Linked DNA regions of Mus musculus: all the other regions are linked to region 3. The links are chromatin loops, found by intact Hi-C in ENCODE. Cell type or tissue: heart. All regions are shown on one strand. Region 1 holds the start of n-TSaga1 (a tRNA gene). Region 2 holds the start of n-TRtct3 (a tRNA gene). Region 3 holds the start of n-TRacg1 (a tRNA gene). Region 4 holds the start of n-TTagt6 (a tRNA gene).

The links. Peaks named below come from ENCODE experiments on the same cell type or tissue, not always from the same donor. Only the 100,000 strongest peaks of a DNase experiment are listed, where the experiment ranks them.
Region 1: it touches region 3 in a loop (4-fold over the local background); 14 of 42 quality-filtered maps call a loop at or near these places.
Region 2: a loop joins it to region 3, with 2.2 times the contacts of the local background. A loop is called at or near these places in 31 of 42 quality-filtered maps.
Region 4: a loop joins it to region 3, with 2.7 times the contacts of the local background. A loop is called at or near these places in 9 of 42 quality-filtered maps.

The regions. Positions count from the first base shown.
Region 1 is chr13:21,936,505-21,944,504 of GRCm38, reverse strand. It overlaps n-TSaga1 (a tRNA gene), which reads left to right and starts at 7,330; the gene lies at 7,330-7,411. It overlaps n-TDgtc12 (a tRNA gene), which reads left to right and starts at 4,115; the gene lies at 4,115-4,186. n-TSaga8 (a tRNA gene) reads left to right here and starts at 3,510; the gene lies at 3,510-3,591. In heart, no CTCF peak of the experiment used is centred here; DNase peaks (open chromatin) are centred at 3,574, 4,064 and 7,374; H3K4me3 peaks cover 3,168 bases; H3K27ac peaks cover 1,296 bases.
Region 2 is chr13:21,915,858-21,923,857 of GRCm38, reverse strand. n-TRtct3 (a tRNA gene) reads left to right here and starts at 6,611; the gene lies at 6,611-6,696. It overlaps n-TSaga5 (a tRNA gene), which reads right to left and starts at 4,643; the gene lies at 4,562-4,643. It overlaps n-TQctg10 (a tRNA gene), which reads right to left and starts at 3,658; the gene lies at 3,587-3,658. In heart, no CTCF peak of the experiment used is centred here; a DNase peak (open chromatin) is centred at 4,597; H3K4me3 peaks cover 3,184 bases; H3K27ac peaks cover 1,062 bases.
Region 3 is chr13:22,016,287-22,024,286 of GRCm38, reverse strand. It overlaps n-TRacg1 (a tRNA gene), which reads left to right and starts at 3,071; the gene lies at 3,071-3,143. n-TScga1 (a tRNA gene) reads left to right here and starts at 1,787; the gene lies at 1,787-1,868. In heart, no CTCF peak of the experiment used is centred here; DNase peaks (open chromatin) are centred at 1,856, 3,096 and 3,616; H3K4me3 peaks cover 3,402 bases; H3K27ac peaks cover 1,890 bases.
Region 4 is chr13:23,449,549-23,457,548 of GRCm38, reverse strand. It overlaps Btn1a1 (butyrophilin, subfamily 1, member A1), which reads left to right. Exons shown (of 8, transcript NM_013483.3): 8 at 1-557. n-TTagt6 (a tRNA gene) reads right to left here and starts at 6,927; the gene lies at 6,854-6,927. It overlaps n-TLcag10 (a tRNA gene), which reads left to right and starts at 4,035; the gene lies at 4,035-4,117. In heart, no CTCF peak of the experiment used is centred here; DNase peaks (open chromatin) are centred at 3,818 and 6,878; H3K4me3 peaks cover 3,303 bases; H3K27ac peaks cover 1,739 bases; H3K27me3 peaks cover 204 bases.

The sequences.
Region 1 (8,000 bases), 80 kb after region 3:
GAAGCCGGGAGAAGGTGATGGTACAGTATTTTACATACTGCACGTTTCCTTGCCTAGCACTTAAAGCATATCCATTAGTGCTCTAGACGAACACAGAAGATTGCAACAAATAGGTTTTTATGTTTCAAAGATGTGGCCCACTCATCTAAGGGCTTCTGTTCCTCCCCAGTTATTTGACAGAAGGGCTAAAGTGGCTCCCCTCCTTAGCTGAGAGCACCAGACCTGGAAATGATAATGCTACACATGAAAACTTTAAGGAAAGGGGATGATATTTAGAGAAATGGTTGCAACAAGACATTCGATAAAAAAGAGAATGCAAACAGCAATCATGTTTAGTTTTTTTTTTTTAATTGATTTTATGTGTCTGTTTGTGGGCATATGTGAAGGGACATGCTTTGGTGTCCAGAAAAGGATGTAGGAGCCCTTGGAACTAGAATTTATAGAAGACTGCATGCTTAGGACCAGACTTCTAACACTAGCTTTTCTGTTTGCTGGCTAGGAGCACCTCACAGGTTTTGGTTCTGGGAATGGGGCTCTGTTGAAATAAATGCCTGGACACATGAAAGTGACTTTGAAATTTGATTATGAGTAGAAGCTAGAAGAATTACTGAGTTATAGCATTTAAACTAAATTATTCTTAAAAGATGGATGCTGGGGATGGTGAGATAGCTCAGCGGGTAAGAGCACTAACAGCTTTTCAGGAGGTCCTGAGTTCAAATCCCAGCAACCACATGGTGGCTCACAACCATCTGTAGTAACATATGAGGCCCTTTTCTGGTGTCTAAAGACAGCTACAATGTACTTACATATAATAAATAAATTATTTTTTAAAAAGTCTCAAATGCCTTTAAAAAATGGATGCTATATAGACATTAGATTCTAGTGATGACTCAGATGGAAGTGAGGTGCATGGGAAACAGCTACAGTCATCTTTCATATATTCTCATGGTTAGGACAGTCAACCACATGTCTGTTTACTACACTGAAAAATCCAGACTGGGAGATATTTGAAAACTGTAATGACAATTTTGGAATTTTGGTTGTTTTTTTGTTTTTTTTTTTTTTTTTTTTTTTAAGAAATATAAGAATGTGTTCTAGTTTTAATCCCAGGTGTGGGATTACGAGGCTGCTTCAGACTGTCCAAAGCAGTTGATTATGATTTACCTCATGCTCTAGCAGAGGCATGGTTTTGCCAGCTGCAGATTGTTTCTGCAACTATGTGACGTTTGGGATTTTAGGAACCTTTCAAACGCTAGGGCACTGAGAGGTGGGGTTGGTGGTTGGTGGTCATTCAGATTGGTTGTAGTTTGTTAGTCATGCTCAAGAAGAAATAAGAAAAAAAATAGATTCAGATCTCTCCCTCTCCCCCTCCCCCTCTCCTTCTCCCTTCCCCTTCCCCCCCCCTCTCTTTCCTTCTTTCTCTCCTATCCAGTGATAGGGGATGAAACCAAGGGAATAAAGGGTGGGAAAAAGAAGAGTCCACAAGTAGCAAAGTAGCAAAGACCAGGTACAAAAAAACACTTGCCTATTAAAGTATTTGTACCAAAAATATAAAAAGAGCTTTTAGAAGTAGAGGAACAGGTGGTTCAGTGGTAGTTTTTGCTTAGTCCTGGTTTTAAAATCCAGCAGCAAAATAAACTGTTATTTTAATAATATTCTTAACAATGCTCAATAAACCATCCAATTTAGAAAATAGGCCAAACCTCAAAACTTTTAACACCTCACCAAAGATGATATTTACAGAATACAGAAATATGAACAGCACTCTACATCTTAGTGTCAGGGAAATGTGTATTAAAATAAAATCACACCGGCATACTCCTTACCAATGATCTAGAATTAGGACAGTGACACCAAACACTGAAAAGGATGTAGAACAAAAGGAGCTCTCCTGAACCTACAGCAAAGATGCAAGCAATACACCGTTCTGGAGGATGGTATAGCCATTCTTATAAAACTATTCATGCTCTTAGCTTCCATTCAGTAATCCTCACCGATTAGGTTTTTTTTTTGGGGGGGGGGGGGTTGAGACAGGGTTTCTCTGTATAGCTCTGGCTGTCCTGGAACTCATTTTGTAGACCAGGCTGGCCTCGAACTCAGAAATCCGCCTACCACGCCCGGCTAGTATTTCTTCAAATGAGTAAAAAGCTGACACCCAAAGAATACTTGTGTATGTCTGTAATAACAGTACAAGCATGAACAAATTGTTGGGTATATGGTTAGTGGATTGTTATTCAGCAATTAACAGAAATGGATTACGACAATATAAGAAAAAAATTACAGGGCCGGGCACTAAGTGAATATTACTGAGTAAAATGAGTCAATCTGACAAAGGCTGCATACTGGATGATTCCATCTATATAGCACTGTATAAAGAACAAGTAAAAATCACCTTCTGTCAGGGATTGGGGGATACTTTGAGCAAAGGGGACTTGGTGGGCAGTGAAACATATAAATACACAGATTTGTCAAACCCCAAAGAATGTACATCACTGAGCAAGCCCTAGTGTGAACTATGGTATTAATAATAACTTAACCATTATTGGCTTATCATGATAACAAATTACTAATGGAATACAAGATGTTAGCAGTAGGAAAATTGGGGAAAGAGGAGAGATGAAGTATACTGAAACTAATTTTCACTGATTTTTCCCCCGATAAATCTAAAATTGTCCTCCTCTCCCCAAGTCTTTTAATATAGAAATATATGAATGCTAAAGGTGTTTCTTAAGGTTAGAAATGGAGAACAGATAACTAGACGCTAAGGGAATGGTGATCCATTTGATAAAGTAACAGGCATTTGGTTAACTGCGGTATACTGTTGGATGGAAAATAGAATTTGTTATTTAATGAGCTTAAATATTTAGCTGAGATTCCCAAGAAACAGTTGAGAGAACCAATTCTCCCTCAGGCAGGTCACTGTTTATCATTCTTTAATGCAATTAATTGATAATGTTAGTTTTGTGTTGGGCTTGTCTTTACTGAAAACACACTTTTAATGTTTTCTGAAAATAAATTAAAATTTAAAAGTAAAATAAATAAATTAAAATCAATGTTTGATTAATGAGTCAGAAGAAAAGCAGTATCTAGGGCTGGGGTAACGAAAGGTACGCTTTATTTTTGTTAAGACGAAATATATATGTACACCATATAGCCAAGTTAGTCCCAAGCTGACAATTGCCTTGTCTCAGTATCAGTGCTGGGACACAGGAATGAGCCACCACCCGCGGCCTGACAGTACTTCATTGTGAGGTCGTCTGGGTTCTGGTGAGGGAATTGAAGCCTCCAGTCGTCGGAAGATGCTGTCCTAGGACACTTTCACTCTCCATTACGAGGCTGGACAGAGACTTCAGCCTTCCGTATTTTCCCTTACACAGCACAAGATTCTGTTCCTTTTTGGGCTTTTAGAGCCTTGCAAATCTGGCAGCCCTTTGCTTTTTTTTTTTTTTTTTCAATCTTTCAGCTACTGAAATTTACCTTCATAGATTTTAAGATATAGCTCTATTCATGTAGTCGTGGCCGAGTGGTTAAGGCGATGGACTAGAAATCCATTGGGGTCTCCCCGCGCAGGTTCGAATCCTGCCGACTACGGGCTCTTTTAAATCTCAAACTTGTTGCATCTACACTGATCTCTATTAAGAGGATTTCCAGGTCTGGCGATGTATTTCAGGTCTGGCTAGTGTATCATGAGGTTCACTTCCATTTTCTTTCTTTTTTTTTTTTTTTAATGCTGCACCTTCGCCGCAGTCTCTTTTCGGTGAAGCTCACATTCTGGTCTAGTCTTTATTTCCTGTCTTACATGTTTGGTTAGAAGCTTCAGGTACTGCACGGTTTATAATTTCATTTTAGGATAGGAACTAGTGCACAACAAAGGCTGAAACAAGGACTTTTTTTTCTTTTTCTTTGGCCTTTCCTATTCCTATCGAATACTCTCAGAGCCAGCCGACCCATCACGCAGGCGCAGCGATCGTTGACTTGGCAGCGAACGAAGCAATTCCAGGCTTGGGCGCCGGTCACATGGCATATAATAAATACCGGAAACAATACTGTACTCAGAGGCTAAGGGAACTTCAGAAACTTCCAGTACTGTCCCTGAACTACTTGCACTGCCTCATCCTCGTTAGTATAGTGGTGAGTATCCCCGCCTGTCACGCGGGAGACCGGGGTTCGATTCCCCGACGGGGAGAGTGATCTCTATTTTTAAGTATATTCCCTCCTAAAAGTTTAACACTCTCTTAGTTAACTGCATTTCTTTCTTTAATATAATCATTCAAAACTTAAGAAATACAACAAAAACAGTAAGCTGTATGAATCAAGGATTAAACCACACACACAAACTCAAATTCTATCAAGACATGTATACATTGGGTAGGTAAATACAGTAACCAAGAAATCAGTATTGCACCTGTAAATTTCATGTACTTTGTGAGCTCTTATAATAACAGAGCCCAATGCCACAGTTTGATATTCCTGGCAAAATATGTAGAGGAAACATCAGACAAACCAAGAAACTTTCAGCTGAGTTGTGCTCTTTTTAACAATAGCAATATTACAAAGCACAAGGAAAGACTGAATGTTTCATAGCTAAAAACTGAACATCATGTGTACCTTTTGCTCTTGCTTTACAGATTATTTTTGCAATAATTGGTGAAATTTGAATAAAGTCTATTGATTAAATGCATCATTGTTAATTCCACCTTCTGTTGATTGTTCAATGGCTATATAACGATGTTTTAAGGCAATACATACATATAAAATATATTAAAGGGTATTTTCAAACTACCTTAAATAATTCAGGAAAAAAAATATATATATATATCAGAACATGAGAGAGAAAAGAAACTATAGTAATATGCTAAGTTTTGTTAACAGAAGGAATGTTGTGAATGGTAGTCAGGAGTTCTGCATTGAAACAATTCTGTCTGAATTTTTATAACTAATTTGTTACAAGAAATCTAATGAGTTACAACCAACCTTTACTAATTTTTAAGATTCACTTCATGTTACAGTATGCATGTGGAGGCCAAAGGACAACTTGCAAGGTGTGTTGTCTTCTGGGGTTTATAATTTCATTTTAGGATAGTTATTAGTGCAGCTGTCTTTATCCTCTGAGTTATCTTGCCAGCCCTTAAGAGCTTTAAGCTCTATGGAAGGGTGTTGGGGGGAGGGGGTGTTACACACCTTTAATGCCTTCAATCTCAAGTAGAGACAAGGGTATATCTGTGAGTTCCAGATCAGCCAGGTCTACATTGCACAAACTGCAGGCCAGCCAAGACGATCTTGTGAAAAAGAAACCAAGTATAAGTCTAGATAGAGAGTCTCTTTTATTTTGGCAGTGTTGACTAATATAATGCTTAGATTTTTCAAAACATACTTTAATAAGGGGTTCTTAAACACTTTAACCTCCCTTATAGCTCACCACCCACCAGAGGTAGTAGAAAGGAAAGGTTAATAGGGCAAAGGAGGATGTGGACCTGTTTAGAAATAGTTCTTTGGGGTAATTCCAGTTTTCCTTGTCAGAATATCAGCAGTTCAGTTCACACAAATCAGCAGCAGCAGTTTGATCCACTCAGAACACCATTCATGAACCAGCAATGGCAGTTCCATCCAGAAGAAACTTTGAGGCTCTGTCAATCGTCTGGACTCTGCAGAATTGGCAAGAAGCTACCAGAATATCATGAGAAATTCTTTGGTGCATTTCTCTCTATGAAGTCATGACAAATGATGATCAGTGAAGAAGGCCAGGCGAACCAATGCCACAGCATTGTCAGTGAAGACCAGCATCAGCAAAGCCCAAGGAAGACCAGCAGCGTCGTCCACTGTCTGTTGAGTTATACTTATACCCTTTTCAGACATCACATGTCCTCTCAAGCCTCTACTCCAGGAAAACATTACATGCCCCTTTTCCAGGCAGCTTCCAGAAAAACACCACTCAGCAAAACATCCTCTAATAAGACAGTCTCCAGAAAAACATCACATGACACAACTGAATCTCCAAGGAAACCAGAAATTCCCACTTCATATTCCCCTTTCTGTTTTTTTAAAAAAAATCTTTTTTCTAACATTAACAATCTACACACAATAGAAACAAGTATAAGAACCCTAAAACTAGAGCTTTACATCATGCCTTAAACAAATAGCTTATGTACAGGATAGTCAGACAATAGTCTAACCAAACAACTTTACATTTCTATCAATATACAATAATTCAAACAAAACAAGCTTAAATTTCTATCAATATACAATAATTAAGCAAACCTTAAATTTCTATCAATTAAACAAAACAACCTACTATCCTAGATAACCATAACTAACATCAAACGACCAAAACCATTCATCCCAATTTAAGGACTCTTAATTGCTTCCTGCTAAATTGGGGCAAAGAATTCCTGTTTGGGGCCAAAGTGAGGAAAATAGTTAATTTTAGAAAAACTAACTGTAGCATTTGTTGGTATGTCAACAGTGGCCCCTTTTATAATTTTGGAAACTCAATCCTTGTGATATCCTGTGTTTGGATAACGTGCACAGCTTGTGATCAATATCCAGTATCAATAGCTTTCCCAGGATCTACCATATCATCCCTATTTTCTTCATTTGCTGTTCCTGGAATTGCAGGAACATTAGTATCCCATTATTGTAAAAGATTCCTTCCCCATAAGTTTATGGGTGTGTCAGCCGCATAAGGTCTCAGCTTCCCTGTTTGCCTTTCTGATCCCACACAGGTATTCCACTGGACGCTTTGTCTTATTTGTGATAATTTACCCATTTCTATAAATGTATGTAAACCTTCTGAAGCACACAATTTGGATTCCAAGACTTTGGGGAAAGTATACTAACATCAGCTCCTGTATCCACTAAAACTTCTATGTCAACCCCATTTCATTTGTACCATTAATTTGGGTCTCTGATCATTAAGCATTGTTTGGCAGAACAGGTTAAGCTAGGAGTTCGGGATGAAGGAGATGGACACACGGAGGTGCAAGAAGAGGGCTAAAGGAAAACATTTTTTAAAAGATCCTAAAGCATAACATCAACACTACACGGAGGGTTCCATGTCTGTTCTCGCCCTTAGTTTGGAACACAAATCCACGGAAGAAGTTCCTCTCAGGGCTTGCACAGGTCGCGTGCGACTGGTAGAAGGCCTGTGACGTCCTGTGTGAGTCTGCTGGCGAGACAGAGGTTCTTGCTTTAGTATTCTCTCGATAGGGACCTGCGAGCCTCCTCCCCTTCAACTCTGTAACCTACAGCCTGCGCCACCTACAAGGCGAACCAGAGTTTGCACAAATCACCTGCCACGAAACTCTCTCAGTTGACTACCTACTATGGTCTGTAGTCGTGGCCGAGTGGTTAAGGCGATGGACTAGAAATCCATTGGGGTTTCCCCGCGCAGGTTCGAATCCTGCCGACTACGGGTGTTTTGTACCTTAACCTCACATGTTTAAGGTACAAGGGTATAACTCAACCGATGGAAGTTTCCTTACACATTTCAGTCACGCAAGGTAGAGGAGGACTAGTTCTTGAATTGCCTATGTGGAGATACTTTGTCCCGTTTTGTTCTTGATGTTCTGTTTTTGCTTTACTTTGCCCAAAACCAGACTATCTTTCTACCTCTAATGTTCTACTTTGAGAGGACACAAAAATAATTCACAAAACTAAGGTCCTTGCGATTCCTTCCTCAAGGCTGTGCTTGCAATGACTCCACCACCCTAAGACACCCTGCTTAAAAGTCTTGTCTAAGCACCACAGCATTGACAAAGAAGCGAAAGCTATCTAACCAAGTCAGGCAGCCAATACTCAGGCAGAACTGAGAGAGAATGTACAGTGACAGAATGCATCCAACACCTTACCTGGGACCCTTCCTGCCAAGATATAGTATATACATAACAATATGGGGAAGATGTAATAATATATTAAAAACAAAGTGCCTGTTGAGGAAAGAATTAGATGGCCAAAATACTCACTATGTAGACCAGGTTGTTCTTGAGGTCACAGAGATCAGC
Region 2 (8,000 bases), 100 kb after region 3:
AGAGGAAGGTGGAACATTGTAACCTGCAGGGAAGCTCGTTGGCTCAGGAAGTAAACCTCTCAAAGACTTTAGGAAGTGCTTAAACTGAACAGATATGGTAGGTCCTCCTCAAGCCTAGTTATAAGCATAAGTAAGGCCTGCTGAAAGATTTTCTTATGTAAGCTGAGTTGCCTAGAAGAGTCTCAGACAGGCCTGGGAGAAAATAGACCCTAAAAGAGGTTCCAACCATCTGTGCTGCCTGCAAGAGCCTGATGAGCTACTTCCAAGTTGTACAGCTAGTTCCAGGTTCCCAGATTTCCAGAGCTGTCATTCATGCTGTGGTAAGTAGACATTTGTCCATGTCTCCCCAGGAATAGTATCACACAACAGCCACAAACTACTATTTCAAAGGCTCTCCATGCTTTCTGGTTTGTATATCCATACACTATAATTCATTTCACAAGTCAGGAGGACTGTAGAGGGGAAGACAACAAGAAACAAAGCTATGTCTGAGATGGTAAGACATTCAGAGGCTGAACGTCCTTTAAGTGGACTCTAAGTCCTACGTCAGGAAAGCTGTCTGGGTGTTTTCTGCTCAGTAGCCCTCACTCAGCCCCAGTCTGGTCTGGCTCTCTAGCCTTGCCCTCTAGTGACAGGCTGCAGAGCAATGCTGTGCAGCTAGAGGTCTTTGAGTGGTTTGGGGATTGGGCTCATAGCACTGCCCATGAGATCTTTGGAGGTGACAGTGCTTTTATATAGAAAATATCAATTATTAGTCCAGGGAGTCTGTCATCTGCTTTCTATCAAGCTGCTTTTTTAGTCCACAAAGAGTCCCCTGACTTTGGACTTTCTCAGCCCCCTCGTATCTGTCACTGAAAACAATTTACTCTTTTCATAACTTAAAGGAGATATAAGTAGAGGGTATTTTAGCCAGACAGATGGAGAAGTTGTAGTTTCTCCATCAACATGATGAAAAGAAGGAGAAAAAAAAATGGAAGAAAAGAAACTGTAGTGATCTATACCTATAATTATAGCACTACTGTGTGGGGTGGAATTGAGGCAGAAGAATTCCTGTGAGTTCAAGTCCACCCTGGGCAACACAGTGAGTTCTAGACTAGCATAAACTACAGCGAGACCTCGTAGGAAAGGAAGGAAGAGGAAGTATTAGTTCTTTCTAGTTTTACATTAGGAGAAAATACCTCACTTTTCTACCTGGAGATTCAGAACTGATCCAGCCCTTCCTACTTGGCTTATCACATTGAGGAGACCACCGTATCCTGAGAACAAAGAATCTCTGAAGCGTATGCATTTAGTTTTTGTCCAGAGGAAATAAAGATGATTCCACATTTCTGGGAAGAGAGAGTGAGAACAAACTCTGAGTGAAAAGCCCGCAGTCGCACTGTCGCCGAAGAGCTGAGAGCATGGCTCTAGAGTGTGAGCATATAACCACTGCAACATCTGGAAGGAAGACATGGAGTGTAGCTGTTCAATATTAGAAGCTTTTTGCTTTGCTGCTTCTTCTTCTTTTTCTTCTTCCTTCCTTCCTTTCTTTTCTTCTTTCTTTCTTTCTTTCTTTCTTTCTTTCTTTCTTTCTTTCTTTCTTTCTTTCTTTCTTTTTTCCTTTCTTCCTTCCTTTCTTCCTTTCTTCTTTTCTCCTCCTCCTCCTCCTCCTCCTCCTCCTCCTCCTCCTCCTCCTCCTCCTCCTCCTCCTCCTTCTTCTTCTTCTTCTTCTTCTTTTTGAGAGGCAGTCTTACTGTGTAGCCTTGCCTCTCTCCCCTGAGTGCTGGAATTAAAGTTGTGTGACCTCCAGAAAATGTTTTTTGTCAAATTATTTGGCTGTGATCCTGAAAGAACTAGTTAGGAAGCAAGTTATGACACAAGCACCCTGGTGCTGGGTAAGCCATTCAGCTCTGAGGGAGAGGAGACCAACCTGTAGGACACTTAAGGAAACTAAGAGCGTCAAGGATTTTAAATGCAGTTAGGATGCATTTTGTGCCAAACAAAGTATTATATAGTATTTAAAGGATTGGATCTAAATTTAACCTTATGGATAAATGTGAAAAAGAAAGAAAATAAGTAACTATTACAGAAGCAGAATGAAACATATAACAAATTTATCATCATAGAAAAGAAAAGTCACATTAATATACGGTTTGTAGGAAGTAGTATATTCGGTTATGAGTGTAAACATTAAACATGTTTCATACAGACTTTGGAACAATTAGAGATAGTCCATTGTGAGAATAAAGAAGAGCCAATTGAGAGAAAGGAGTGATGGTGCACACTTGTGATCCAGTACCTAGGAGCCAGAAGCAGGACGCTCACTTCAATTGCAAGGTCTGCCTAGGTTGCATACGGAATGAGGCCAGTCAGGGATTTTTTACATAAACTGAAAATGGTACCATGAACTGTGGAACATAGCCAACCCAAACACCTGCGTCTGAACTCCAAAACAGAATGTAACTCTGTGGACAGTGGCGATGCTTTCATGCAGGCTATTCTATAGTCATAACAAGGGTGGACACATGCTAATGGAGTACAAACTTGTGTCATATAAAGGGTGTGGTGGGGCTAGAAATCACCAGATCTACACTATTACTTTAATTAAATGACTTGGAGAGGGTTGAAGGGAGGAAGGCTCTGCTCCAAATTGGAAGGTATCCGAAATCAGGTGAATCATTTATTAATCTCATTTGTGGACAGACTAGAGTGAGGAAAAGTTAAAATTAATGGAGACATGCTCATCGAATGCCCCCATTTTAGCTGATAAAGAGGAATGGTTACTATGTTTTGAGTAATAATAGTCATCAAGTAGGGGGAGAATGCCTTTTTTTTTTTTTTTTTTTTTTGGTTTTTTGAGACAGGGTTTCTCTGGCTGTCCTGGGACTCACTTTGTAGACCAGGCTGGCCTCGAACTCAGAAACTCGCCTGCCTCTGTCTCCCAAGTGCTGGGATTAAAAGCGTGCGCCACCAAACCCGGCAAGAAATACGACTTTGGAGTTCCCAAAATGTTCCCATTCCTTCAGCCTCTGTAGAAAATCCCAAATTATAACAAGGCCTCTATGTTTTCTTACTTACAGTCAGTTAATTTAAAATTTTCAATGATTTGTTTAGTGCACCTGTTTATTCATCTTGCTGTGCTTTATACACACATATAAACTATTTTCTGTGGTTGTTGCAGGGAGAGGGAGAAACCATTCAGCTGCAGGTCATTTGTAGAGGAGAAACTTGTTATGAACAGTATTTTTTTTCAGTCTATTTAGTGTGCACAGAAAATAAGATCTTGTTTCAAGTGTATGGTCTCATTTTATTGGTAATTTTATTTATTATTTATCTACAGAGTTGCACATAGAGGGCATGGTAGGCAAGCTTTACATTTAACTAGCTCTTGGTTTACTTCCTAGTTTCAGTAGAGCGTTTCTTCCTCAGGTTGGAAATTCATACTTCATTGAAATTGACCATTGCAGTGGGGTCTGGGCCTGCAGGATTTTACAGTAGACACAATGTACACAGTTATATAGATCGTTTACAGAGTATAGGAAGGAGGCAAGAGGAGAGACAGGACAGGTAGAAATAACGACTAAATCTAGAGTAAAAATAGCTACTAAGGTCCCACCGAGATTTGAACTCGGGTCGCTGGATTCAGAGTCCAGAGTGCTAACCATTACACCATGGAACCTCACAATAAACCTCTTTCTCCACTATGACTAATCAATGATCGATAGGGTGCTAGGTAATCGAAGTCTGAATTTCTGTTTGTGACAGTATCTAGTTCAGACTGCTCTTCCACTACCTTGTGGCTACATTTGTCTTTGAACTCCCTATACTCATAGTGCCTCCACCGAAGATCTGGGAGTACAGGAGTGTGCTACCACACCCCGTTTTCAAAGTAAAAAAAAAAAAAAAAAAAAAAAAAAAAAAAGAATATATGCCGGGCAGCAGTGGTGGCACACGACTTTAATCCCAGCATTTGGGAGGCAGAGACAAGCAGATTTCTGAGTTCAAGGCTAGACTGGTCTACAGAGTGAGTAACATGAAAAACAAAAACAAAACAAAACAAAGAATATATCTACTGGTGACATCCTTTCGAAGAAAACCTTCAGGAATTTGTTTATTTTGTCTGCTTCAAGTAGTTCTCGGATATTCTAGAGTTGGAGCGAATGTTTTTCATGTACTTTAATACCTAGAAACACAGTCGTAGTCCACCCACCCACTCACCCAAATGCCCCTGGGAGATTTCCCTCTCGGTCTCTGTCTTTCTCTCTCCCTCCCTCTCTCTTCCTACGTGTACAACTTCAGCCATAAAATACTTTTCGTTGTCTCTAGGGTTAATTCTGTGCTCTAGACAACAAATCAAAAAAAAAACAAATCTCTTTCTATCAGTGAGTCCTTTTTGAGTCCTGTCCTCCCCATGCGACCTCAACATTGTAGAGTAGGAAGCAAGGAAATTCCACGAAGCTGAAGTCAAGTTCAGTAAAGAAGGTTCTCATACTCTTTACCACCTTCCTCTTCCAGGAATTTTTGCCAACTCACACCATAGCTTACCCACCTGGCATTACACCTAGACTAAAACAGACCATGACGTAGTCGGCAGGATTCGAACCTGCGCGGGGAGACCCCAATGGATTTCTAGTCCATCGCCTTAACCACTCGGCCACGACTACAGCTGGAACTTTATGCCTTTCTCTCTAAAGTAAGGGACTTTGCTCAGGTCGGATGTCGGCTTGTAGGTGCTTGCTCTACAGGAGCACGAGACTGAAAAATGCTCCGAAAAATCCCTTTGTTCGTAAACTTGTCATCTCGTGCCAGTGGCAAAAGGGTAGTGGGGCAAGTCCGCGAAACTGGAAACGTACATCCAGGCCTTGTGAGTAGTTTCGAAGCCCGGATGGGATCATTCTTCTGCTAGAACTTTCAGGTACATAGCCTCCTCGCTAAACCACGCTGCGTAGCGGACTTCAGGATGTAAACAACGCTGCGGCCAAGTGTCCTCAGTTCCCAAGTACGTACCGCAGCCTTCCTCTCGCTTTCCCAAGAAGGCCTTTGCAAACGCCTTCGCGCTTCACTTTCCAGAAGCTACCGAAATCGCTAGAAACAGCCAACTCAGCAGTTTCTTTTCCTAATTGAATTTTACTTTAAAATAGGCTTAATGCAAAAGTCATCCCCCTGCGATTTATTCGAAGCCTTAGGTCACAAGTAGCCAGAGCTCTATACAAATCCTAGGCACTTGTGAGTACTGAGCCCGAAGCAGGATAGAAGACCAAGTAAACGTTAGGGACCGGACCCCTCATCCAAGAGTCAAGAGACCCTAAGCAAAATTAACTAACATATTTACAAAACAAACAAACAAACAAACAAACCACAAACCCCACTACCCTCTAACCTAGTAAGTATCTTTTTGTCCTTTTATAATCTACCTTTGTCTTCTCAGTCTGTAATCAAAATAGTTGAAAGTCCTTAATTAAGAGTTACTATATTACAGATCCGGGAAGTAAAAAGTGAGGGAAGTGTACTACGACTGCTTCGGGACCACACAGCATTCTCTGGCTTTCTTCTAATTCTCACTCTTGCGTATTCTATTATCCACGTTCCAGTTACTTCCTAGACCTTTCCTGCCATCAGTTGGAAAGTAGAGGGAAGTCAGCAGGAGAGGTAGGCAACAGGTCCAGAAGATGAAGAAAAGAGTGGACGAAGCAGCAAGAGCCGCGGAGAGGGAAGGGTATCTTGTAGAAAAGCTCAGTCGCCTGTCGTGCGACCCCAAAGTAGAGAGACGAGATTGGACACGGATCCCGAAACTTAGTTATCTGACTTCAAATTCGGGTGCTCCACCAATTTTTATTCTAAATTAATTTGCGGGAAGAGCACGTGAACACTACAGTGATGTGCTTCCGTAGGAGCATCTCATCTCAGCCACCACCACCACCACCACCACCACCACCACCACCACCACCACCACCAAAAACTTCCAGGAGAAAAGCCTGGAGATTTCCAGAGCTGCCAGAACACAACGGAACATCACCACCAGGGCTCCGTGTACTAAACCCGAGAATCGGCCTTTTCTAAAGAACTCAGACGCAACACAAGAAAAAAAGAAAGAAAGAAAGAAAGAAAGAAAGAAAGAAAGAAAGAAAGAAAATCTCGAAGCTCCAAAACTCCAAAAAAGGGAGGACTTGGTTGGGCGCCGGCACGAGTTAAAGGACTTTGGATCTCTCTTTAGCAAAAGGAATGATCTGACTTGGAACTAAAGAGGCCAGACTAAATGAGATAAGAATTTTGTCTTTGTGTTGATTTTCTTTGTTTTACTTTGTTTTGTTTTTGTTTTATTGAGACATGGCCTCACTATTGTATAGCCCAGGATGGACTGGAACTCGAGGAAATCCTTCTGCCTCGGTTTTTAAATTGTTGAGGTTACAAACTTGTGCCATCAAATCCAGAAAGTTGAAATGAATCTCTGGTCAGACATTTCTGGTGGAATACACCCGGGACAGAAAGTTGTGTTGAGGATCGCGCATCTTGTTTGTTGCACATTTTTGTGTGAAGTATTACAGAAACAGGAAATACCGTTCATAGAAAACAGTGCATTGATACACAAGAAAGTACTGAGAAGCCTTAGGAAGGAAGAAAGTTACAGGTGGGCTCTGTGGCGCAATGGATAGCGCATTGGACTTCTAGCATGATTGAGAGATTCAAAGGTTGCGGGTTCGAGTCCCGCCAGAGTCGACGGTATTTTGCCTGTGAGAGGTGTCTGACCTTGCAATCAAAGCAATGCAGTTTTGTCTGCTTTCTGCTCCTAGCATCATCATTACTTAATTCTCCCAAACGCTGCCACTGAGTGAGCGAGAATAAGAACTCAAAAGGTCTAAAGTGTCCCTTGAAAGCTGTGAAACTTATTCTATATTATATTGTATTATATTATATACTTAGTTTTTCTCTTTTTCCTTCACCGTTTGTTTACAATGTCTGCTTTCTACCTGCTCAAATTCCAGAACGCTCTTTGCCTTAGAAAAAGTTCCTTGGCAGCACAAATGTTTCATCCTAAAAGCTTAATCAAAATTCAATATGCTTTTATGTCTGTAATAGATTGTGACTTAAAACAAGGAGCCATGGAAGTTCTCACATCACCCTAAGTGAATGATATATCTTTTTTTTTTTCATTCTAGAACACCACTTCCTTAATTCCCCGGACTGGTGCCTTGTTTGTTTAAAGTATCCTGTGCATCTTCCTAGAAATTTACATATTATATACATGTTTAATAAATATGCGACATAGATTTTAGGTAATATTTCTAGGAATATGCATTGTATAGGCATCAAATAGATATATACATAAACACATACTGTTATTTTCTGTGTTGTGATATAGTTTAATATGTGGTGGCATCTCATTCTTCATCTAAAGCGTGTAATATTCCATAGATTGGTTATACTATTCTATTAAACACCTCACATTTTGTTTTATGAACAAAATTGGAATGTATTAGGAAAAGGTTTTGAAGTAAGTTAAGCTCATTCTCTAAGAGATGTGCTCAGAATAAGGATGCTACACTCCTAAGTGTGGGCGGGGCTTGTCAAGACTGGAATCTGAGTGTCTCAAGGGTTGCTATATACTCTTGGATATCAAGGATTGCCAAAGGGGTCGCGACCCACAGAGTGAGAACGCTTGTTTAGACCGTAGTCTGTGCCATACAATAAGACCACAGCTCCACCTCAGGCATTCTGATTGTCTGAAAGGTTCCTCATTGCTGGCAATACAAAGGATGAGATCATCAGCCTTTGTAAGGTACCCATTTGTATAGTCAGGAACGGCCCTCATATAATTAATGAACAATATGGACAGGATAAATGAACAGTAATAGATGTAGAAACAACCTGAATAATACCAGAAGATACAGTTACAAGATCAAAATGCACTGTGTGCTGAAGAAAAACTTGAAATCGGAACATAAGAACAGCTAGACCCCCTAAGTTCTCTCACTCCTAAGAGACTAAGACGAAGAGTCTTGCAGCTTAATGTGGCAAAAGAG
Region 3 (8,000 bases):
ACTGAGACAAGTAGAAGTCAGAGTGATAGGACCAAATGTGGGCACTAGATTACCAAAGACACATTGGCTCTTCTTAGGCTGATTGCATCTTCCTGGAGAGTCATTCCTTTGAAGCCCACATTCATTCCAGTGTGATGGCATTGAGAGATGGGAGTTTTAGATGGTAATTAAAGTTAAATAATGTCTGAAAGTGAGGCTGTAATCCAGTGCAGCATGTGTCCTTAGGAAACCAAGCAAAGGACATAAGGGACCTCCCTCCATGTATGCACTGAGGAAAGATCTCACAAGAACATAGGAAGAATGCAGGAAGAAACCTGACCCCGACAACACTTTGGTTTTGGACTTCTAGCCTCCAGAACTCTGGAAAAATGTGTGCTGCTGTTCAAGCCTTCTAGTTTGTGGCATCCTGCTAGACATGGCAAGCTGATTATACTGCAATAGCCGAACAGCTCCTCCCAGCAAGAATTCACCCCCAAGAACACAGGGCTTAATAAAGGAGAAACTCTTTAATGATGATAGCATGCAACAGATCTTAATTAATGCTCAAAGGGGCACTGGCCTCAAGTAGAAATTTGTCACAGTTTACACAGGGTGTATTTTACCATTTTAATTTCACAAAATCTTCAAAGCCATTGAAGGAACCATCTTGGCTCAACTGTTCCTTAATTATGTATTCTTGAGATTTCTTTTTTCCAGACAGTTTCTCTGCATATACCACTGGCTGTCCTAGAACTCTCTATGTAGACCAGGTTGTCCTCAGACTCAGAGATCTGCTTACCATGTTCTCCCAAGTGCCAGGATTAAAGATGTGTGCCATTATGCCCAGCTCTTGGAGTGATTTTTATAAATATATATGTCTGATCTCCCATGTATTTACTCCTATGGTAGTACTCAAAACACTTTGATCTCACTTTGATTTTATATTAAAGGCAGATGTGCACAAACACATCTCATATTCTCATTTTCTCTTTTCTTTTTTGAGCCAGGGTCTCATGAAGCCCATGTTGGCCTCTAACTTACTATGTAATGGAGGATTTCCTAAAATTTATGCTCTTCCTGCCTCCACCTCCCCAGTGCTAGAATTACAGGTGTATAACTACAGCCAACTCTTAAATGTGCATATTTAGATGTATGTGTGTGTTTCCAAAATTGTACCAGCTTATATTATTCTAAATTGTTTAACACTAATGAGAGAATTATTTTTTAAAAACTCGTATTTGCTGATGTGTTTTTCCAATCCTGCATATTCAGAAGAGAATGAGCTTGACTCACATGTACAAACATATCCTGCACATTTGTAGAAATACTGCCTCAAAAGGTGCATAAATTTTGAGTATGGATAGAACTTGCCAAATTCACTGAGAGCAGTGCTTCTCGAGTTGTGTGGAGAAAACAATCTTAAGATTGTAAATGAACATACAACTAACTCAGATTCTAGCCCCCGCCACATCTATGAATAAAAACTCGGTAATCTATAAAAACCGGAAGTGGGAAAGAAAGACTAAAACCAGAGATTCTGGTATGCTGGAATATTGTTCTCCCTTTAAAAAGCCTACAGGGATAGAGTGAACTTGAGTAAGACTTGGGGAAGAGATCTGGTTAGGGTTTGATGAAGTGATTGCCTTTTGTGTATTGCTGAAAGGAAACTTCCTAATAGATGGGAGTCTCTGGCGTTGATGGTATTATAGTGTCTAGTGCCTTCAGAGTATGTATTTTGCCTTCAAAGAATCTTTTTTAATTATTTGTTTAATATATAAATGACATAATACAAGCCAAGCTCTGGTTAGCTGTGATGGCCGAGTGGTTAAGGCGTTGGACTCGAAATCCAATGGGTTCTTCCCGCGCAGGTTCAAATCCTGCTCACAGCGTAAGAAAGCTTCAGACACAGCTTTCTGTGGAAGTGTGGTCAAACTTAAGAAAAATTAGGTGTGTTTTATTCCTGTGCTCACTTCTTTTTTTTTTTTTTTAAACTTTCTGTGATTACATCAGAAATGCCACCGGTCGTCTTTAATCCCAGCACTTGAAAGGCAGAAGCAGGAGGACTGCCTAGTCTACGAAGCGAGTTTCCAGACAGCCGGGCCAACACAGAGAAACTCTCGAAAAACAAAATAAAACAAAAACGAAAGGAAAGAAAAAGAGGAGAGAAGAAGGCGGGGAGGGAAAGGGAGAGGAGGGGTTGGGTAAGGAAGGGGAGAAGAGGGGAGGGAAAGCGAGCAGAGGAAGGGCAAATGGTTACTTTAAATAGTTACAGTTCCGTAGTATTTAAAAGAAGAAACAAAAAATCCAAAACCAAAGGGGGGGAAAAAGCTGTTGGGAACAAAAACGGAGTAGAATTCCAGAGTTCATCTGATATGCCAGGCAGGTGGAAATGAGTTAAAGGGAGGATACACTGAGCAGTTTGGACGCTACACAGTAGCACTGCGCGGCATTCAGCATACAGGCTGACCCCGAGGTGCACCAGAAAACCTTTGTCTCTTCTTACTTTTTTAAGTGTTTTCGCTCACATTGTACACTTAAGTAGTATTCAGTCGAACTTCTTTTATATTTTAAAGACAGCTCTCTAGGTAAATCCGGAATGCTGGGATCTAAAGGCTTGCCACCACTTCTGACTCAGCTTAATTTTCAACTGCACTCTGGGCTTTCAAATTGCTGCACGAATTGAGATCGTAAAACGTAAAATACTTAACTTTGTGATGCACACCTGTAATTCCAGAACTCCAGGAGGCTGAGGCAGAAGAACTGCCAGTCAGGGCTACAGAACGATACTATTTGTAAACATAAAAATTTAAAGAAAGAGGTGGGGAAAGAAGGAAGAAGAGGAAAGAGTGGATTTTTGTTTTACTCTATTATTCTGTCAACGGGCTGGCAGTAGGGGTTGTTTCATGTCAGAGGAACCAACTGCGTGTGTTAGTAATGGAAATTGCAAGGTGAAAAGACGAGTTTCTGTAACACAAGTGGTTTAAATTGTTCAAATCAAACATTTGTTGAATTTACTTAGCTTGAAACTAGGGCTATAATTAATTTAAGGTTACAGCTAATAATAACTAGAGTAGAACTTCATCCCTGTGGCGGGCCAGTGGCGCAATGGATAACGCGTCTGACTACGGATCAGAAGATTCTAGGTTCGACTCCTGGCTGGCTCGACCATGTCTCTTTTTAATACAAAGGAGAAACTTTCTTGTATTCAGATCCGTAAGAAAAACATATTAAGTCTTGAAAATCTGACTCTTACTATATCTTTGTCTTGTATGTCAGTGAACAGCATACAAACAGAAAAGGACTATCTATAGACATCACCCAATAGGGTATGTGGAAAACACTGTGTTGAGGAAAAGAAGTCAGTACTGCATGTTGTAATTAAAATGAATTGTCCAGACCACCAAACCTAGAGTTAGGATGTATCACCGGTTGCCAGGTGATGGAGAAAGATAATTTTGAAGTCAGGAAACAACGACGGCGTTGTAACACATGTACACGAAAAACCAGTAAATTGAACAGTTTAAAAGGCTGAACTTTTTTGAAAATCAGAGTATCAGAGGAAAAAACTAAAAATTGATCAATATTTTATTGGCTCATCCGCAACCACCCGTCCCCGCCCGGAGCCGGGCTCCACAGTTGGCTATACTTCTGTCTCTGAGCACTTCCGGGAGTGGTGAGAGTAGGGACAGAGACTGACTCGAGAAAGCGGGCTGAGAAACTTACATATTTGAAACCGATACTAAACAAAAATCCAGATAAAATTTAGAGTTAGAGAGTAGAGGAAGGCCGGGAAGTGCAGCTTTGGGACAGTGTTTGAGCAGGTGGACCTACATTCTTAAGTTTTCCAGGACGCGAGGTTTGAGACATGGAGAAGGGAAGGGGTCGTCAAGGCGAAACCCGGAAGGAACACAGATTAAATTAAATTAAAAGTAAATTGAGATCCTCACCCTATTCTCTATATCTTACTCAGATCGGATAGTTTGAGTTTCAAGCCGTGCTGGAATTAAAAGAATGACGTTACACCGCGCCCAGACTGCGTCTACTCCAAGCTCAATTGAGATAGACGGCGTGAAAAGAGAGCACCTTGGATTTCCTCGTCTTTCTCGTGGAGAACCATCACTAACCCACAGATTCCACCACGAGAGTAGTTTATGCGTAGCGTCGTTAAACGTAGCTATTCCGTCCTCCTCAAGGCACTTGGGCTATTTCGGGGTGTCTCGCTCATCACCTCCCCCTCCATGTCCGTTTTCTTCGGGCTAAGGTGCCTGCAAATCCAACAAAATGACCTGGCCGACTGACCTTGAAACTGCGATAATTTTCGTTATCCACTGCACGTACACACAGCGCTGTGTTGAAACCTGGAGTGCCCCCTAACTTAAGGAGTGCAGATTATTGAGTGATGCATAATTAATTTCTTGAACCATATATGAGCTGAGGTATCCTCGTACCTAATATACTCTGAAATCCAAAGAAAGGCATCCGGGCAGAAATGGAACCTGAGCTCATGAACATGTGATTTCGCCCACACTTGGAAAATAAAGATGAGCTCCCCCGGAAAGAGGACAGGACAGCTAGCTTCCCAGGGAGATACAACTCTGTATTTTACAATTATAATGACGTGCTGACTCTAAGTGAAGGGCTCTCTAACAGGCCCAAGCATGGCAAACGGTGGTGCTAGTAGGTTTTGCCTTTTCCCTCTCCCTCCCTCTCCCTTGCTAAACCATTAGATTACATTCCTAAAGCTAGCCCCCAACGTCTATTCCTTTATTTGGCTACTGATCTATTCCTGAGACTAAATACCAAGGTCCAGCAATCAAAATTCATTATTTGGCTTAACACTGGCTAACATGTCCAATCAGGACATCATCCTAGCACACGCTCCCCTTTTTCTACTTAAAACCACTCTGGCAGAAATACCTGCTAGTATCTTAACCTGTTTCAGGGGCAGCTGCTTCCCACCCCATTGTAATAAAGTTCCTTTGTGTTGAGAATTTGATGTCTGGGTGTGTTCTGTGCCAATTCCAAGCTTTCCTCCCACCTCGAACATGAGCGCAAGCACATGCACACACACACACAGTGTGGAGCAGAGAGAAATTATAAAGTTCATAGTATCACCTACTCATGGAAATTTTCACATTCTTGCTGAAAACAGAAAAAAAAGAAGAAAAACCTTTCTAACATAGATTAACTGACTCTCAAATAACTTGATGAATTGGGCCCTCTAGAAGAGGTGTTTACAAAGCATGTATCTGATGACCGAGATGCACTGGAGGATATATAAAGAACTCTCAAAGGTCAGTGACAGGAATGCCATCCATGCAGGGCACCATGATGCCAGGCTGTAATTCCAGCATTCGAGAATCAGGGGACGAAGATCTGGAGTTCACCATCATCCCAGGACTTGCCTGAAAAAGTAAAAATAAAAATGAGCAAATATTTTAGCACACACAAAAGTATGCATACAAGAGCTAAATAAACAGAAGAGAAGATGCTTAGCTCTTTAGAAATACAAACTAAAGTCACTGAAATGCCTGGATGTTTAGCTTAAAATAGCAACAGGCAGTAAAGATGTGGACGATTGAACATAAACACTCACTTGCTGCTGGTATGTGGCTTTCAGAAACAACTAAGCCTGCAATGCAAAGGTGATAACAGGACATTCAGAACACACCCCACTGTGGAGAAGGACAGGCGCATATCCTTAAAACCACAGTAGCCAAAGAGTGACAAACTACAGCCACCAGGCCCAAAGACAGTATCATTACACACAGAGATGCTCCAATTACACTTCTTCACCTCTCAAACAGTAATCAGACCAAGAATATTTGGTCCTCCCCTCTTGTGCTCCCTTTTTTTAGAATAATCTTTGATCATTGGACTGTCTCCTACTCATTTAAGTAAGTTGAAAATCCCATTATTTGTTGACTGATGTTTTCCTAAACTTTCTGGCTAAACCCTCCTGTGAAGAATGATCTGACAGCCTGCTCTGAGGCTGTCCTACTTCTGGCCTACCTGCAGGATCCCGGAGAAGCTTAATCCCAGTGGAGAGCTGAGTTTCTTTCCTCCTTGATTCCAGAAGAGGAAGGACAGGCCGGGTTTCACTTCCTTTCACTTCTCTCAACACTGAAGATGGTTCCCACAGCGTCTTCTCCTGGAGTAAACTGTCAGCAGAATCCAAGTTTCTCTAGATGTAAAGTAGACTTAGCCTCCCCATCCTAATAGCCTAAAAGTTCCAAAAGTGCCTGCTTGTTCAAGAGGTAAAATGAAACATTCAAAAATTCTAAGTTTGCATAATAAGGAATGCTTGTCCCTTAGGAGAGAAGAGGATTGCATGTTTTAGCAAGAGGAGTAAAGCTTGAACGCACAAACGTGTATCTTTTTGAGTTTTAAGTCCTCTAAGCCAGGCAGCAGTAGAAATACTGTATTCTGTGACACTGTTCTAGATTATAAATGTAAGCTGAGTGGTTATGAAGTTGCATCTATGAAATCTGGAGTTAGGTTTAAGAGCATATGCAAAGGAAACAAAGCCTTATGGTGCTGCTTAAAAAGTAAGAAAGAAAAGCCTCATATTGGATTAAAACAATCAGACCTCTGTATATTAATGAAATCCCAGCCTGTAAAATCAAAAGTGAGTCCCACTTACGCTAATATATAGCCGAGGGTTTTAAAACATATTATTCTATTGTTCTTGCGCTATACAGTAGAATCATTTGTGGATTTTATTTTTTTTTTAATGCTTGTCTAAAGAGTTTAAATATATGTGAGGCTGAAGAGATGGCTTGGTGCTTAAGAGTGCTTGCAGCTCTTGATTCTCAGCTCCCGTGTTGGGTAGCTCACAAGCACCTTTTAACTCTAGGTCCATAGTGTCCAGTGCTCTCTTCTGGCCTTCCGTGGGCACTACACTCAGATATACATACATGTACACATAAATAAAAACTTTTAAGTTTTTAGAATTTAAATACTCATATATAGCAAAAATTAATAGAAACATATATAGGTTCACATATGTAAAGAAGTTTAGAAATAGAGATTTGGATATGTGAATAATAACAGGTATAGAGCAGATATAAGAACGCTTTCATATCTGCTGGTGGGAGCTACACTGATGCAATCATTCAGGAAAGCACCCCAAAACTTTATAATCAAGTTTAGAATATCTATATCTAAATGGTTGTGCCCACCTGTAATCCCAGCACCAAATCAGAAGGATCAAGAGTTCAAGGCCAGCCTTGGCTACATAATAACTTGTCTCAAAGAAAAAAGTTCCTTTCTTCTAGTTATCTAGATATTCTTCTAATTTGGTATGACTCTTACACCCAATATTCAAAGAAACAGAGTCATGGGTAGGAAGATATTAATGGTAGCATTAATATTGACCTTTCTAAATCGAATTCAACTTTGGTGCCATCATTGGATAAGGAAATAGCTAAAGAGTGGTAAATACTATGCAGCCATGAAAAGTAACGGAGTACATGTGACTTAGAAAGTCCAAAAACAACGTCACATAGTAAGAGTCCCCCTTACTCACGATCTCTGGGCTTCCGATGCTTTTACTCCTACTTTGTCATCCTTCGGGTTTGTGTGTCAGCAATTTTCAACACTTCTAATGTTCTGCATACTGCAGCAAAGATAGAGCAAAGTCTCTGTTCAACCTGCCATCATTATAGCTAGGTTTAGTCTGCTTTACTGTGTGATTGTCCATCACTGGGGAACAAAGATGTGGCCAAATGGTTCTGTAATATACACATATTTATTATCAGAGCATGGATATTTGTTCATTCATAATTGCTCATATTGGATAAAGTTTTCCTGTCCTGACTTGAGACTTCTCAAACACTTATCTCTTACATCCTCTTTGCAAACAATACCTTGGCCTTTTGTGTCAATAGTCAAGAAAGCATCTCCCTAAGCAGTTCTTGAAAATGTTGGACTGAAACCCAGTCTGGTCTTTTAACCTAAGTACGGGAAGGTAAGATAGGCTCATTCAAGCGGAAAGAGGAGCATACAATGCGTAAAAAATT
Region 4 (8,000 bases), 1.4 Mb before region 3:
TCAATCCAACCTCACATTATTGACTCCACTAGGTGGGGGTTCTGTGTGTGTGTGTGTGTGTGTGTGTGTGTGTGTGTGTGTTTTAAGATAGAGGTTTACTATGTAGCTTAGGCTGGCTTTGAATTCCTGATCCTCCTGCCTCTACCTTCCAAGTGCTGGAAACATAGCCACATCCACCACCCCTATCCAGTCCACCTGGTTTGATTCAGCAACGCTCAGGTAGCATCGCTGTTTGATCTGGAGCTGCCAGCTCCCTCGGCCCCCACTGCAATGCTTAACCCCCTCACAGGCACCTTCCCTTGCCTAACACTGCCATCCTTTTCCACACTGAGCCATTTGCTCAATGTAGCCTACCCAGGTATCCTGCTTTCTGGTCCCCAAAGTTACACCATGATGCTCAGCACAGCTGGACAGTTTGTCCCAATTTGTGTGTGTCCTCCTGTTTGTATGGGACTTCTTTTTGTCAATGGCCTGTGTGTGTATCCAAGCTCTTCCACTTCTATTGTATTTTTCCGGCTTCTAAAACAGATGTTACCAAATAAAGAAAGAGAAAGAAACGAATGTCTGTTTGCTGAAGGCAGCCTCTGAACTTTTCTTTCTTTATCCCAATAAGAGGGACTGGATTAAACCGAAACAGGAATGAGCGCTGCCTGTCTGGGAAAGTCCTATTGCAGCAGGGCTGTTCTGTATGGTCCGAGGCTTAGGACTGGGAGATTTACCAGACCAGGCAGAGATGGGAGCTACTCATGAGGATCAAACTACCTTCAAAGAGGCCACTGTGCTGATGGCTTCCTGCTCTCAGCCTTGTTTCAAAGGCAACTTCATTTCTATCCCCACTAAGGTAACTTTGTTGGTGAGTAAACTCCAACACGGTGCCAGATGTACCAAGAGGGTGCAGCTCCACAGTAGAGTTCTTGCCCGCCATGCACCTGTCGTGTGTTCCATCCCTAGCACTGCTTCTGCCCCACACATGATTCCTAACAAGTCTCCAAAGACATGAAAATTGGGGGATACATTCAAACCACTGCAGGTTCTTTCCTCTATCACCTCATGGGTCCCCGGTGCCCAGTGTCTTCCTTCTCTTTTTTATCTCAAACACTAGCCACCCTATGCAGCTTGTCTTTTACTGTACTCCTAGGAGAACGGTATAATTTACCTTTGATTTAAGAGAATTAACTTAATTGAGTGTGGTGACATGGGCCTGTATTCCCCAGAATTCAGAAGACAGAGGCAAGAGAATTGTCACATATTTGAAGCCAGCTTGGACTATATGTCAATTCAAGGTCAGCCTAAGCTATACAGTAACACCCTATCTCATTAAATAAATAAATAAATAAATGTGTTCATTTTATTCAAATATTTTACTTGTAGAAATCCACAGAAAATATAGTCGAAACATCCTTTCAAAAATTGGTGAGATGGCTCACCAGATAAAGACACTTACTTGCCAAACCTGATGACCCGAGTTCAACCCCAGCGACCCACATGGTGGAGTGAATTGTCCTCTGATATCCACATGTTTGTCATAGATCATGCTCACCCATACACATATACACATACACATGCTAAATATGTTCCATGTCTAAGAAAGGTAGACTGTTGCATCACTGTGTTTAATGTGTGACAAGGATCCTAATCTGTATCTGTAAAACTTCACACAAAATATGTGGGCCTGAGGCTGTGAGCTTAGAAAGAAAAGGAATCTCAGAACTGGGCGCAGGGCAAGCATGCTTGTAATCTTAGCATTCTGGAGGTGAAGCTAGGGAAAGCACAAGTTCAATTCCCACCCGAGCTACATAGTACATTTTAAGGCCCTATTTTAAAAGTGGGAAAGGGGGATACTTTCAGATTTCAACCAGCTCTATCTCTGCTTTCCTTTCCCCCATTGTCTTCAAGGAAAATGGTCCATGGTCACACTGAACAGGCATTAGAGTCTTAGGGAGCACCATGTGCTGATGCCCAGGGTTCCAGTTCTAACCTCTGCATGTCACACCCTTAGTGATGAGGAGGGTTATTCTCCAACAAGAATATTTCATTTTTACAGTAATGGCAGCCTTTAAAAAGAACCAAAGATGGGTGTGAGGGTACACACCTGTAATTCTGGTACATGGGAGGTAGAGGCAGGAAGATCAGAGTCCAACATCATTCTCAGCTACTGCTGTAGTTTAAATCCAGCTTATGTTGTATGAGACCTTGCTTCAAAACAAAACTAAAGCATAATTTGGACCGTTCCACACAGTCTTGAACATTGTTATGAATGTTGTTGCTACACCCTCATCCTGAAAGAAAGATTCCGGCTTTCACTAAAGCTTAACCCTAAAACCATGCTCTCAAATCTGGATGCATATGGAGCTTCTGTGGGTAATGAGGGCCCTTTAAAACCCCAGACAGGTTCCAGGACAGCCAGGGTGACATGAAGAGAGTTCCTGTCAATAATAATAATAACAATAATAATAACTTAAAAATTCTGTCATCAGTTAACACTCCCAGACATTCTGATTTAATTGATCAGGGAAGAATTGCTCTCCTAGAGGATTATCAAAAGCATTAACTATGAATTTTTCTTACATTTTGCTAATGGGGGGCATTTCTCTAAAAATTATAAAAATACTATATTTTATTTAACCCAAACTGTACTCAGGCCACAGTGCCTCCCAGTCGTGTGGCCGGCCTGTTAGACACGCAGTGTGGGGCATTATCCCTTAAACTCGTTTAAAATTGATAATATATATTTATGGTGTACAAAATATTCTGATGTATATTGTGGAAAAGCTAAATGAAGTTACAAACCACACCTGTTACCTCACATACTTTTGTTTTGTGGTGAGAACCTTTAACATTTCTCAGCAATTGTCAAGTATGTTACACATTGTTAGTATCTATAAGCTTGTTTTAAACAGCAAAACTTCAAATTTAGTTTTGAAGAAACTAAGAAAGAAGAAAGAAGAAAGAAGAAAGAAGAAAGAAGAAGAAGAAAGAAAGAAGAAAGAAGAAAGAAGGAAGAAGGAAGAAGGAAGAAGGAAGAAGGAAGAAGGAAGAAGGAAGAAAGAAAGAAGAAAGAAGAAAGAAGAAAGAAGAAAGAAAGAAGAAAGAAGAAAGAAGAAAGAAGAAAGAAGAAAGAAGAAAGAAGAAAGAAGAAAGAAGAAAGAAGAAAGAAGAAAAAGAAGAAGAAGAAGAAGAAGAAGAAGAAGAAGAAGAAGAAGAAGAAGAAGAAGAAGAAGAAGAAGAAGAAGAAAAAGAGCAGTTTCTAGACTAGACTCGGTGACACAAGCCTGTGAATCCAGTGCTTCGGAAGCTGAGGCCGGCTTGGGCAACATAATGAAATTCTTAAATCTCAAAAACTAAAACCGAGGGTAATGCTACAGTCGGGTAGAATAGTTTCTAAAGTCCACAAAGCCAGAGCGATTTGTCTGCGGTTCCTCAGCTAAGTGAAACCAAAGCTCCAGTTTCTTTGACTTCCAGTAAGATTCCAGGGCGGCTGAGACTGTCAACAACAACAACAACAACAACAACAACAACAACAACAACAACAGTACATTTAAAATTTTTGTCAATGAGTTACACTTGATTTGCATTTGGAAAATCCTTTGTTGTCTAGGATTGCTATAATGTGAGTTGGGCGGGTTTAGGAGAAAAACAGTTTCTGGTTTTCAGTTTTGTTTTGGTTCCTGAGAAAAAGCTTTGCCTTTGGCCAGTGGGTGTGCTTGTGCTTGCGGGGATGTTGCCTACCCTAGGGCCCTGGATGAGCAAAGTGACAGGCGGGTGAGCACTAGGGAGCTTTCGCTGCGGACCGGGAGCAGACCCGGCTGCCGTCCCGACTGCGCTTCCCGCCTCCCAGAGGGCGGAGGGGTCTGAGCTTTATTAGTCGCCTCCGCCGCCGGGGGAAGTTCCCTTAGATGCAGAGAATGTAGTCTGTGTGTGAAGAATTCTCAAATCCTGAATAAAAGCAAAGACAAAACTAAACCGGAAGTTAGAAGGCGGAGAGTACAATTTTAAGGTAGAAGTAAGAGCAGGAACAGACGTTTATCCTGTAAGTCAGGATGGCCGAGCGGTCTAAGGCGCTGCGTTCAGGTCGCAGTCTCCCCTGGAGGCGTGGGTTCGAATCCCACTCCTGACAACTGCCATCTTTTAAAACCAAATTGCTTCACAGTCTACTAAAACTTTTTCTTTTTTCTTTTCATTTTTCAGTAAACATTTTTTTTCTTTCTTATTCTATCTGTACAGTGGAAGCATTGTGTACTTACAAGATCGCTTCAAAAGTAGAGATTTTAATATTTTCTTTGTTTCTGCTTGTCTGTCCACATAAAAATTTAGATAAATGTTAATTATTTAATTCGTGGCTCATTATCATCACTGATATCTGCACAGATACAAATACACAGAGAGGTTTATCATGAAGACATAGCTCACAATTATAGAGGCTGAGAACTATCATGACATTCTGTTTGTGAGCTGGAAAACAAGGAAGGCAAGTAGCATGGTTTGGTCCAGTTATGAAGAGCTGAAAATCTAGAGAGCAGATGCCAATAAAGTTGGTCAGATCATGAAGCTACTAACCCCCAACCCACCACACCATCCCCACACTCAGGCCAAGTCTGGATAAAGCCCATCACATTAGGGATGGCAATCTACTTAGTTCAGTTATGTGAGTTCTAGAAATCTGGAGAACCCATGACTGTTCAACTTGACGTTTTAAATGAACAATTACACTGTTGATGGTCAGGCACAGGCTTGTCTCTAGAGATACAAGAGAGCAGGACAGGTTCAGCCCCAACTCGAGGAGTGAACAAACTACTACAAAGCCATGACATGGGTATGGTGCTGTACACCTGTAAGCTTACCAGAGGTGAAGCGGGGAGATCAGAAGTTCGTGGTCATCCTTAGCTAGGCCAAGCATCACTCAAGCAAGCTAGCTGCTAATAAATGCTACAGCCAGACAAAGCCAAGCAAATATTGAAAAGAAACTCTAAGAAAATAATTTAATTTGGGACCTTTAGAAATAAAGACAGCTGTAGTTAGCTTTCTGTTGCTTTGATAAAATGCTAACCAAGACCAACTTGATACGGAAAGGGTTTATTTCAGTTTACAGATTACAATTCACCATCAAGGGAAATCAGGACCTGAACCTGAAGGCAGAAACTGAAGCAGAGGCCATGGATGAAGGATGCTTACTATCTCGTTCACCAAAACATCTACCCAGGGTGGCACTGCCTATAATGTGATGGGCATTCCCATAACAATCACTAATCAATCATGCCCACAATCCAGTCTGATGGAGGCAATTCTTTAGTTGAGGTTCCTAGTTTGTCTCAAACCTGCAAAAACTCACCAACGCAAAGTCTAAAATGTAAAACAAGACACACAGGCACAGGTCAGGGTGGTTTTGGTAAATCTGAGGAAAAATGACGTGTTGGTAGTTTTATTATGACAAAGAAATGCATATACATTGTTACAAAAGTTCATTGGCACTTCTATTGTTCGAACTAAAGTTCCCTCAAAAAAGTCACGTATTTGTGTTTAAGATGATCATTAGTCCTCTATGGTTTGAGCAGTTGGCATGTTAAAGGTCAAGTACCAACATGATCTTGGGCTATCTTTAGTCACCTTAATAGCCATTTATCAACCAGTTTCTGTACTGCTGGAATTAAAGGCTTGTGCCATCCCTTTAATCCCAGCATTCCTGAGGCAGAGGTAGGTGATCTCTGAGTTGAAGGCCAGCCTGGTCTTCAGAGTGAGTTCCAGGACAGCCAGGGCTACACAGAGAAACCCTGTCTCAAAAAACAAAACAAAACAAAACAAACAAACAAACAAACAAAAAACAGCAACAACAAAAAACCATTCATATCCACTTTCAAAATGGAATCTGTTATACAGAGAAACCTGAGTTCATGCTCCAAGGCCATGGCCACTTATAATCTGCTTGTACTCCTTTTGGAGCAAGAACTTTGCTTATATCAAGTGCTTGAGGGAACTCACCTTGCTGTGGTTGGTTGAAGTAATTAGGTAAAGATCAGAATTGGCAGGCCGTCCTGTTGACAGATGCTTAGAAACAAACAAAGACAAGCAAAAACCAACCATACTCTTAAAGAGAAGACAGGCTATTTGGATGGCTAAGTGGTTAAGTAGGGAAGCCTTTGGAAGAATCTTTTGTGATCTTAACACCCCATGCCTCTGATCTTTTTATTAGACCCGCCATATAAAAACAGTACCTGAGTGCTTAGTTTCTGCATTTGTTGTGGAGCAGATGAGGCAGGTTTGATAAGAGAAAGGGGCAGTGATATACCATCACTGGAAGGTAATGGAGTAAGGGTGTTTGTGAGCAGAGAGGAAAAAAATCTAGTGAGTCAGAGTCTGCCTTCTCACAGTCTTTGCTGCTTACAACACGGAGATCAGAAAGTGTAACTACCTCCTAAGCTGTTCCTCAGAGAATCAGGATGCTCTGTTCCCACAAAAGCCATAAAACCAGGCTTGGCATTCATTCTGTGGATCTTGGGAAGTGACTAGGGGGTTGGCAACTGAGTTTCTGTTTCCCTGATCTTGGTGAGAACACTCAGCTAAGAGTAAAATTGACATTTTTCTCCAGACTTCTTAATTTTCTCATATTTCAGAATTTGGGGGAAGATTCCTCACTGCTAAATTGCCTTACCAAATTATAGGAACACTAAGAAATGTATATATTTGTTCTTAATGAAATAACCTGTTTTTATTATTTACTTGCTTATTTATTTTTGTAAATTAAAATCCACTTTCTAATCTGAGTAAATACTGTGGAGTAGGGAGGGCAGTGCGTGACGACAACTTTGAAATTAATCTCGAGCAGACCGTGTCAACGAGCAGCGGAAAAACCACAAAAAGGCCCCGCTGGGATTCGAACCCAGGATCTCCTGTTTACTAGACAGGCGCTTTAACCAGCTAAGCCACGGAGCCAACACGCTTTCCAGCCTCCAAATCAACAAAGAAAAGGAATGAACATTACATTTGTTGTGTGTATTTTCAGCCTTTTTATTGAAGATGACCCAGACAGTTCCCCAAATCTTAAAAATACTCTCGGCTTCGCTCCAAAGATCTAAGAAACAGCTACAGGAAAACTGAGTCCTGGTCCGGATGGGCGGGAGAATTACTAATGCAGGCTGGATGTGCAAGAAGGAAGCTCCCTCGAAGGGCAAGACCTCTCCAGTTTACCACACTGATAAAAATACCAGCCAGGCGTTAAGGAAAAACGAGTGAGCGGAGAGCACAAAGACACTGTGTGTGTTAGCTACTATTATGTCGATCAGAACATTCCCAACCCCCCAAACGGGTCCATACAGTAAGCAAGCTTTTTTATTTTATGACTTTTAAGTTAAATTGAAATTTAAGATTGTGATTATCCTTTAACCGTTCCCACCATTTTTCCCCTGTAAATTTAGGTTTCACCTACCTCCTTCTTGGTTCTAAAATTAACGAAAAGAATTTCAGAGTTAAAGCTTAAAAAATTTAAGACTTCATAATTAACACCTCATTTTCGGAAAGACATAAAGGAGAGGACCGTGTGCAACGTCTGCGGCGGGAAAAGCTTCTTATAGTGCTTGTCCAAAGGGTCTGATTTAATAAGCGGTCCAGTAAAGAGCATTTGCAAAATTTCTGTATTGTCCCTGGTGCTGTGTATTTGTTCCTGCTTCCAACTTATTCAGTCCTCTGCTAAAATAAAACCATCCTTGAAGTACAATTCAAACAAGTTTACAAACGGTTACCATAATTGTGTAAGTAACTTCACAAATGAAACCTGCAGTTACAATTGGTTGGGTTTCGGAAGACCTATAGTCCCAGCAATGATACTAAATTCAACATTTCACTATTTCTAAACTGTGTCGACAGCTGATCCACAGATGAAGGATTTGTCAAACTAAGACAGCCAGCCAGCCAGCCGTTGGATGACAAGACAGGGGCACAGTGAGAGTCTGTGGATACTAGAGTTCTTACTTTCATTAGAAGATTTATGACCTCTGAAACCAGCATTT